2 separate regions of the Homo sapiens genome follow, and region 1 is linked to region 2. A link is a loop called in an ENCODE intact Hi-C map of the cell type or tissue named here. Cell type or tissue: CD4-positive, alpha-beta T cell. All regions are shown on one strand. Each heading gives the region's core, and the rest is flanking DNA. Links, peaks and the distances in the headings are about the cores only.

Region 1 (7,300 bases), core at 2,437-4,936, 420 kb after region 2:
GGAGGGCGCCCTCCAGGCTGAGGGGATGTCAGACATGAGGGGATCAGGAGGGCGCCCTCTAGGCTGAGGGGATGTCAGACATGAGGGGACCAGGAGGGCACCCTCTAGGCTGAGGGGATGTCAGACAGGAGGGGACCAGGAGGGCGCCATCCAGGCTGAGGGGATGTCAGACATGAGGGGATCAGGAGGGCACCCTCTAGGCTGAGGGGATGTCAGACAGGAGGGGACCAGGAGGGCGCCATCCAGGCTGAGGGGATGTCAGACAGGAGGGGACCAGGAGGGCGCCCTCTAGGCTGAGGGGATGTCAGACAGGAGGGGACCAGGAGGGCGCCATCCAGGCTGAGGGGATGTCAGACAGGAGGGGACCAGGAGGGCGCCCTCCAGGCTGAGGGGATGTCAGACATGAGGGGATCAGGAAGGCACCCTCTAGGCTGAGGGGATGTCAGACAGGAGGGGACCAGGAGGGCGCCCTCTAGGCTGAGGGGATGTCAGACAGGAGGGGACCAGGAGGGCGCCCTCCAGGCTGAGCGGAGACTTTTACTCTGTGATTGACAACAGTTCCTGGGCAATCCTAGATCAGTAGTCAGAAAACCTTAACTGGAAAAGAGAATGCATGGCGTTTTCATTTCTCTGAGGAAGCCGAGAAACTTTAATTAGGTGACGGGGTTCCGAGCACTTAAGCAGATGGGGTGCGGTGAAGGCCCAGGGAGGAGGAGGGCAGGGAGGTGCACGTCCTCTGTGCCCCACACACTTTCAACCACTGCAACAAACAAGCACCCAAGAGAGGCTGTGCGGCAGAGCCCTGCACCCACAGGCCTTTGACAGCACAGTGAGGGGCCTCCGCACGTGGCCTCGGGACGCTCACTCGACGCACACCCGGTGCATCACACTGGCACCTAAAGACAGGCCGTGCAGCTAAAAGGAGCACGTGTGGCCAAGGAGAGCAATCAGCTGTCCCGCGTTTCTAAAGGCAGGGACCGAGGCTGTGGAGGGGCGAGCAGGGCAGGCCGGCGGAGGCTACTTGAGCAGCTTGGCCACGTTCAGGCTGGGCACCACAATGTCCTTGAAGAGGGGCACGTAGCTGGGGCTGGCCTGTGCTGGGCCCTGCTCCAGGGTCTCCATGATGGTCTGCTTCATGTCACGGCTGGCGTCCCCACGCACAGCCAGCAGCGCACCGATGTGGTCATCCCTGGGGATGGGGAGATGTCAGCCCATGCCCACTTAGCAGCCCTGTGATGCACCACGCTGCCAGGGACTCACGGCTTCACCACCCCAGCTGACAGAACACAGGGGGTGAGGACCGCTGCAGACAAATTGCACCTTTCCCTTTTCAGCGGGAGACAAGCCTGCATTTTCATCTTACTCTGTCTTTTCTCAATCCAATTGCAGAAAGATTTTTCAACACTGCTTTTATAAATCTTTGTTCCGGCCCAACCAGAGGGGAGACCGTGGAGAGCTCAAGACCCCGTTTTTCCACGTTTAACCAGCGAGATGATGGGACGGAGGTGACGCGGCTGCAGCCATGGAGGTGGCCCCTTGGGGAAGTGGCAGGTGCCCTGAGACAGGGGCCGCAAAGGCTGGCCTGGGGCCTGGAGCCAGCATGGTGGAGGGGGGACGTGCGTGGGTCCCCTTCCCTGGACCTGGTACTGGGGACTCCCTGTAATCACGTCCTCGGAAGGTGTCTGGTCCAAGCTGCACTTGGGCCCTCCCGAGTCCACCATGAGCACAGAGGAAACTTCCTAAACTCGCCCCACTGAGGCCACTCCACAGCCCAAATCTTCCCCACCACACACAGCAGAGCTGTCACAGCCCCGCCCCCACCCCACTGTCCCCACCCGGGATGTGCCCCTCGAGCTCCACCCACCCACACTGTAGCCCAGGCCAGGTGGAAGGCAGCACAGAAGCAGCTCTGCTCCCTGCGCCTGGGCCCCGCTGTGCCGCACCTGAACCCTTGCCGTGCTGCAGGGCTGAACTTGCGAACCAGGAGCCCCACCCGCCCCAGACAGAAGGAGGGACCTGCCGCTCCACTCCAGGATTCTAAGGCAGGATTCTAAGACGTGCATCCCTTACCTGATGTCTGGATACTTGCTGACCAGAGTGGAGACCTCCAGGTAGAGCAGAGAAGGGTCTGTCAGCTTGATCACTTCGGCCACAGCCACGATGGTGTCGCAGTATCCGTCCACGTCTTCCCCGAAACCCTGGAAGGCAGCAGCAATGTGAGGAGCCGCCCTCGGCTGTCCCGCGGCGCTGGGAGCAGCTGGATTCTGGCTGAGCCCCTTCCTGACTGGGAACCTCCCTCTTCACCTGACTCCTCAGGATCTACTCTGAAAGCTCAGTGACAGGGCCAGGGGTCTGGGGTGAGGGCGAGACCGTGGGAGGCAGCCAGCACCTCGCAGCGCAGGACAGACTGGGAAGCGTCCGTCAGGGAGCTGTGGGCGGCCTCGGGAAGCCGGCGGGGCCGGCGCGTCTACCTCTGTGGACATTCGTGTCCAACCACAAGGTCAGGCAGGACCTGGACCCAGGCTCCCCCCGCCTGACAAACACACGACACACTCCCATCTACTGGCCCGAGTCCCGGGGTGGAGGCTGAACAGGGCCGCGGAGCGACAGGCCTTCTCCAGCCCGGACCTGCGCGACACTCACGGACGCCAGCTTCCGGAACAGGAAGCGCAGCTGCTCTGCCTCCCTAACCATCTTCTCGGCACCCTCCTTGCGCTCCTCCGGGCTCCGGAAGGAAATGCGCTTCTGCATGACCGCCCGCAGGTACTCCACCACCACGCGCCGGTGCGCCTCGGCCGTCATCCTCTGGGGAGACACGCGCGGTCAGCGGCAGGCTCCACGGCTCTGGCGGCCAGGAGCACCCTCATTGAAACCCAGGCTGGGGCTCCCGGTGGCTCCCCGGAGGCTCTGAGCCCACTCCTCCTCGCTCCGCCACGGCTCTGGCATCTCACCGCAGAGGAGGAGCGGGGGCTCAGTGGGGGAACAGTGACGGTGACCTGGACCCCCGCACCAGGCCAGCTCCGGCCCCCAGCAGGACAGACGCGGGCGAGGCAGTGCCGCGCATGAGCACTCGGTCCACAGACAGGCCCGTGTCAGTGGCTGCTGCTGTCCTTTGATAACGACCGCAGCATCTGGAAAACGCGGCAGGCACTTTGGAGGAAAGAGGAACCTGGGTCCTGCAGGAAGGAGGGTCTGAAGCGGAAAGAAATCCCTGGGGCCTCAGGGAGTGAGTGGAAGGCAAGGAGCTAAGACGGGGCACGCGGGCCTCTCCGGGAACCATGGCTCCCTCCACCTCGAGGGCCATGCCACAGGGCCCCGGCCATTCTCACCAGAGCCCCGTCCCAGGGAGGTGGCGTCCGCAGAGCCTATTGCCTCCCTTGGGCTGATAGGACAACAAGTGAACGTTCACTCACGGAGGGACTCGCTGGATGCTGAATTCTGAGCAGGGTGAGAGGTGAGCCCTAGCGTCAAGGTGATGAGGGAACTAGGTCCCACCTTCTTACCTTCTTATACGGCTTTTTAATTTTGGCAAAATCGTTGAAATAGTCTTCCACGGTGACACAGATAATGTCTACAGCGTTTGACCCTAATAGCCACTTCTTCGTCATCAATTCATTCAGATGTTGCTGAAAAGCAGAAACAGATCATAGAAATCATCACCTCAACGTCCCACGAGAGCCGAGTGCATGTGGGAGGGAGGCACTTCCTCACCTCAACGCCCCACGAGAGCTGCGTGCAGTGTGGGAGGGAGGCACTTCCTCACCTCAACGCCCCACGAGAGCTGCGTGCAGCGTGGGAGGGAGGCACTTCCTCACCTCAACGTCCCACGAGCACTGAGTGCGTGTGGGAGGGAGGCACTTCCGTGCATCTTTGCTACGTCACACTGCTTTTCTAATTACAACAGCAATGCGCACTCAGGTAAAAATTTGATTATATAATCTGCAAATGTGTACTTTAAGTATAGGAGATTTATACTACAATTTCTGTGATGAGCTTCCCAAAATGACATGTTAAAGATGGAAATATCTGTGCATGTATACATTTTACCTTTAGTGGCTACATATATTTATCGTATTTATTTGCCCAATTCTCTATTGATGGACATTTAAATTTTTTTCACATTTTGCAATAATGCAACAGTGAATCTGTATAATTCTGATGAAATTCCTTAAAGTTGAATTTTTCAGTCAAAAAGTATACACATTAAAACCAATAAAAGTATACAAATTAAAACTCCAATAAAAGTATACAAATTAAAACTCCAATAGAAGTGTACAAATTAAAACTCCAGTAAAAGTTACAGATTAAAACTACAATGGCTGTATTTCCAAGCTGCCCTCAAAAACCCAACCCAGTTCAGGCCCACACAGAATACAAACAGCCCCTTTTTCCCACACCCTCAACAAGCCTGAACAGCATCCACGTCTCCGGCTCCTGCCATCCTGCTGAGCAGCAGGTCCTGTTGAGCATTCATTGCTTCGAGGATAAGATCGGGCGTCTAGTTTCACGATGAGGACACTGGTGTTGCTTTTAATGTGAGGTGGCCGTTCATGTCTTTTGCCCATTTTTCTATATATTCTTTTTAAATTTTGAAATAATTTCAAATGTAAATATTTTCTTCTTGCTAAGTCATATTTGCGAAAGTTACAAGTGTCTGCCTCTTTGGGGACACTTCCACACACATTTCTGTTCTCTTGCACAACCAGACACTGATGAATCAGCAACCAATCCCACCCCTCATCCCAGGAACCCCTTTCCAGCAGGACCACCAGATGGCCATGGTCTTATTATTTTGTTGTTGTTGTTGTTTTGAAATGGAGTTTGCTCTTGTTGCCCAGGCTGGAGTGCAATGGCGCGATCTCTGCTCACTGCAACCTCCACCTCCCGGGTTCAAGCAATTCTCCTGCCTCAGCCTCCCAAGCAGCTGGGATTACAGGTATGCGCCACCACACCCAGGTAATTTTGTATTTTGAGTAGAGATGGGGTTTCTCCATGTTGGTCAGGCTGGTCTCGAACTCCCAACCTCAGGTGATCCGCCTACCTTGGCCTCCCAAAGTGCTGGGATTAAAGGCGTAAGCCACCACACCCGGCCTACAAGGTCTTATTTTTTAAATATATCCTGATTTCTGCCAATACCTCTAAATAATGTTAAGCCATCTTTATGTTTCTGAAATAACCCCTACATTTCATGGTAGGTTATGCCTTTGATACAATATTAAATTCATTTTATTAATGATTTTTGCGTGTGTACCTATATTCAAAAGCGAAACTGATCTATGTGAGGATGTGTGTGTGTGTGCACTCTCAATTTGACTTTTTGACAGGTCCCTACATATCGGTTTCTATTTTGTAATCCACTAAATTGTCTGATGTCTTTAATACTTACAGGGTGAATCTACTGAATTGTGCGTAAGAAGGACCCTGCATCATACGAAGCAGCGTCACCGAAAACGGAGGCGCTTTAAGCGATCTGACCGGAATGCAAGTGCACAGCCCGGCTCCCCAGACGGCATCCGCACGGTACAGTTCACAGCCTGTGTCCCAGAGGGCAGTGAGGAAGCACTGGGCTTCGGCCCAGAAAACGGCAGGAGGAAAGAGCCAGGCCCACCTCCAGGTCCAGGAAGACCTCCTCCAGCAAACCGCTGCAGCCCTCCTTCGCGATGGCGTCTAAAATCCCGTCCATGCTGGGCTGGCTCGGAGACACACCCTCTTCCACTTCATTCTTTAAATACTTTCTTTTTAAACTGACTATGGATTCCCTGCAAGGAAAGGGTTCAGGTTCAACACAGCGGCTGGGCAGGCCGGCCTCCACCGCTCCCCCGCCACAGCGCCCGGCCACACTCACTTGAAGGTCTGGCAGTTGTTGATGATGGCGATCATGTACTGAACGTAGCAGTGAGGGTGCTGCCGATTCCTCAGGTGCTCTTCTTTATACAGCTGCGCTTCATCTTTATATCTGAGGACAGACAGGCTTCGGTCAGACAGCACTAAGGGCAACATGGAGCTGTTTCAAATGCCACGCTGACGTCACGCCTGGCCTGAAATTTCACATCACTAACATCTGACCGGATGAGCCTCTAAAAATAAAACAATCTTTAGACGATCCAGACTAATGGAAGGACAGAGAGGTTGATTACTTTAAATGGATCAAAAAATAACTTCACCTCAGGCTTTAAAATATGGCTCATTAGGAGGCTGAGGCAGGGAGACCACCTGAGCCCAGGAGTTAAAGGCTGCTGGCTGCGCTGCAGTGAGCTACCCGTCGGGGTAACCTAATCAGACCTTGTCTCTTTTTTTTTTTTTGAGATAGAGTCTTGCTCTGTCACCCAGGCTGGAGTGCAGTGGTGAGACCTTGGCTCACTGCAACCTCCACCTCCTGGGTTCAAGTGATTCTCCTGCCTCAGCCTCCTGAGCAGGTGGGACTACAGGTGTGCCCCACCATGCCCAGCTAATTTTTGTATTTTTAGTAGAGACAGGGTTTCACCACATTGGCCAGGCTGGTCTCGAACTCCTGACCTCATGATCCACCCGCCTCAGCCTCCCAAAGTGCTGGGATTACAGGCGTAAGCCACCGTGCCTGACCGACCTTGTTTCTTAAAAACAATTAAAAAATATAAAAATTTTGAGGAGTTGGTAAAAAATAATAACTGAAAAAAGGAAAAAAAATATGGTTCAGCATTCTGATTGTAAAAATATACTACATAGTTGATTGTGAGGAATTGGGAAAGCATTATCTTATTTTATTTATTTTATTTACTATACACTTCACCTAGAAACTCATAGTGTTAGGAACCTCATCAAATGTCAGGTAAAATGTCCCTTTCAGAAACTGTCCCTGAAATCATCCAATTAAAAACAGACACTTGAAATGTCAAGAAAACAAACAGAGGTAGTGACACGCTCTATTTTTAAACTTACTGTGGGGATGCTCAAGCACCTATGGGAGTGGAAGAATCATACAACAAATACCGTTTCTATTTTTAAGAGATGTTAAGAAAGGAGCACACTGAAAGCTGGCAATTAAAGGGAAAGAAGTTAGCATTTCTGTCCAAAGTGTGGTTCAGGTCATCAAAAAGCTGAGGGTGATCAAGGAACGGTCTCTTTATAGAAGAATCTAACCTCATAAATGACAATGACCTCCAAAGAAACAAACTCAGGCCAAGATCCCCATGGACAGATGGCCAATAGGGATTTGGCCATGCCTCTGTGGATAGAAGGCCAATGGGGACTTGGCTAAGACTTGGCCAGTGGGGACTTGGCTAAGACCTCTATGGATAGAGGGCCAATGGGAACTTGGCTA
Region 2 (2,500 bases), core at 1-2,500:
AATGATTGGTCGTGAACGTTTTCTCTGTGCTTTGGTCTAGAAACTAGGTCAGGTTGCACGCTGTTAGAAGTCTGTTTCTTTTCTTTCTAAGTTACTGCGCTGGCGTAAATAGGACATGTTGTTTCAAGCAGTGAGGTGTCCGGTGTGGCACGGCTTGAGACTAGACATTTTTAAAAACATACTTCTTTTTAATTCTTAGTTTTGTCTTACACTAATTGAGCATTTAGTTTTTTTAGCATAGTAAGTTTTTCTGTCTCCTGAGTACTTTGCTCTTAGCTCTGTTTCTTGCTACTGGCTGTGAGAATTAGCAACTGCTCATTGGTTTTGCAACCCAGGGGAAGAAAGCAAAACAAATGCTTGATAAAGTTGGCATTAGTGTAGTTTAGAAAGGCATTAGATTTCTCTCTTAGGTTCCATTCCCCTGGGGAAAGCTTGACTTTTCTATTTTATGCTTACTGAAGGGTTTGCTGACTCACAGAAACACAACAGAACAGACTTAAAGGAGAGTGGGAGAAAAGGAAACTCGATGAGAGGATCAGGCAGCGCCTGAGGGTAGATGTTAAGAGCACTCCATGCCCGAAAGCCCTCTGTATTCCCTGCTTCGGGCCCCAGTCTGGCCATTCCTAGCAACAAAGTGAGAAGGGGAGCAGCATTCACTCCGTGGAGTGTCCGCAGTGGAGTCTTCAGGGGAGGGGCTCCACAGCCTCGGGCCGGGCCCTAGGGCTGCTGGCTCTGGAACCGGGACTTGGGGAGGGTCCAGATGGCACGTTCTCAGTTAGGGTGGCCGGCCTCCGGGGTCATGCTCCAGCCTGACGTTGGTACTCACCTTTGAGAGGCCTGTGCTGAGGAAACTGGCCTCTCATAATAAAATACTGATGCTTCCGTATTTTCACCATAAATTACAAAATAAGGTTGTCCTTTTGTGGGGCAAAGTCTTTTTCTAGTAGTTTGAGGGAACCATTTGGTGACAGAATTTTAAATTCGATTCTGTGGAGAAATTCTAGAGATAGAGGCTATCACTGTGCCGCACGCCTGCCTTCATCCCTTGACTTGCACTTGAAAGAATCGGGTCGTTGCTTCTCGTTCCTGTTTATGTTCTGGAGAAATGCAAGAAGCGCAGGAAACGCTTTTTCCTCACACAGCATTTGTATGTGATGCTTAGAAAGAAGTTACAGGCTTGGCCAACTGTTTGCTGTAATATTTTTCATGCAAGACCAATGTGCAACTAAGAAAACTTCTCTTAAGTTCTTAAACGTTATGTTTAGATCAGAGAGCCCAGTTGAATTGTTTTCTACTCGATTGTAGCTTTTTCCTTTTGGTCTCTTGGTAGTCATCTAGAGCTTTGCTGTTGTCTGTGGCATTTCAAACCTGATAAGTCTTTCCTGTTTTCTTTTCAGGCAGATTTCAAGCTGATGTGTGATAATGCAATGACATACAATAGGCCAGATACCGTGTACTACAAGTTGGCGAAGAAGATCCTTCACGCAGGCTTTAAGATGATGAGCAAAGTAAGAAACTCACTGGCAGCAGCGAGCTACGGAAAGCAGGGGCTCTGCCCCCCGTCGCTTGTGCCCGAAGGGAGCCTCACAGTGAACACGTGCTCCATCCACCCGCCACCCTCATGGTGTTGCCCCCTTTGCTCTAGGGTAGACGTCCCCGGCCGCCCTCTCTGCTCATGACCTAGCTGTAACATCTCATTGAGGGTTGGTGGAAAGTTCCGCATCTCTTGATCTTAAGCCTGGGTGTCAGGTGTCAGTCTTGCTGGATGGCAGCCAGCATTGCGGGCTTGTTTTGCGTGACTGCCTCACTGAATCCAGACGGGACATCCTTGTCTTCCTTGGCCATCCTGAGTGGCTTCCCAGATCTGTGCCGTGAGCCAGGCTGCATGCATCCCACGTAGGAGAAGGTAAAGGGGAGGTGCGGCACCTGCCGCGCTCTGGCGGTGGGTCAAGCCCCCACAACCACCTCCCGCTGCTCCGCCGTGGAAAGTTAGCTCTTAGGCCAGGTGAGGCTGTGACCATCCCCATCCCATCCCATCGTCACGGCACCCTGGCTGTGAGGGAGAGGTAAATCCCTGCTGCTCTGTCCTTTCTGATTCTAGGAGCGGCTGTTAGCTTTGAAGCGCAGCATGTCGTTTATGCAGGACATGGATTTTTCTCAGCAGGCAGCTCTTTTGGGCAATGAAGATACAGCTGTTGAGGAACCTGTCCCTGAAGTTGTACCAGTACAAGTAGAAACTGCCAAGAAATCCAAAAAGCCGAGTAGAGAAGTTATCAGGTAAAGGTTCTGTGGAAACCACATTTGCTTTTGGAGTTGAGCACCATAGCCAGGAAAGCAGGTGCCTTGTAGGGGAGAGTGAGTGAGTGAGAGAACGGATGTCATGTCACATAGACATTCTTGGTGTAGCTTATTCTGGCAGGAGGAGTGTGGCCAGACAGCCCCTCCTGCCCACCGGCCACGTGCACTCTCTGACCCAGGTGTGGTACCCAAGCCCGTCCGA

What was found. Peaks named below come from ENCODE experiments on the same cell type or tissue, not always from the same donor. Only the 100,000 strongest peaks of a DNase experiment are listed, where the experiment ranks them.
Region 1: a loop joins it to region 2, with 5 times the contacts of the local background. A loop is called at or near these places in 15 of 110 quality-filtered maps.

What each region holds. Positions count from the first base shown.
Region 1 is chr5:460,616-467,915 of GRCh38, reverse strand. It overlaps EXOC3 (exocyst complex component 3), which reads right to left. Exons shown (of 13, transcript NM_007277.5): 8 at 5,846-5,956; 9 at 5,609-5,759; 10 at 3,504-3,626; 11 at 2,644-2,805; 12 at 2,071-2,198; 13 at 626-1,189. The coding sequence ends at 1,018. Among named protein-coding and RNA genes, the nearest start is that of SLC9A3-OT1, 8.7 kb to the left of the region's middle. In CD4-positive, alpha-beta T cell, for the core only: no CTCF peak of the experiment used is centred there; DNase peaks (open chromatin) are centred at 2,695, 3,029 and 3,795; H3K27ac peaks cover 1,394 bases.
Region 2 is chr5:886,369-888,868 of GRCh38, reverse strand. BRD9 (bromodomain containing 9) reads left to right here. Exons shown (of 16, transcript NM_023924.5): 6 at 1,398-1,508; 7 at 2,162-2,277. Among named protein-coding and RNA genes, the nearest start is that of BRD9, 5.2 kb to the left of the region's middle. In CD4-positive, alpha-beta T cell, for the core only: no CTCF peak of the experiment used is centred there; no DNase peak of the experiment used is centred there.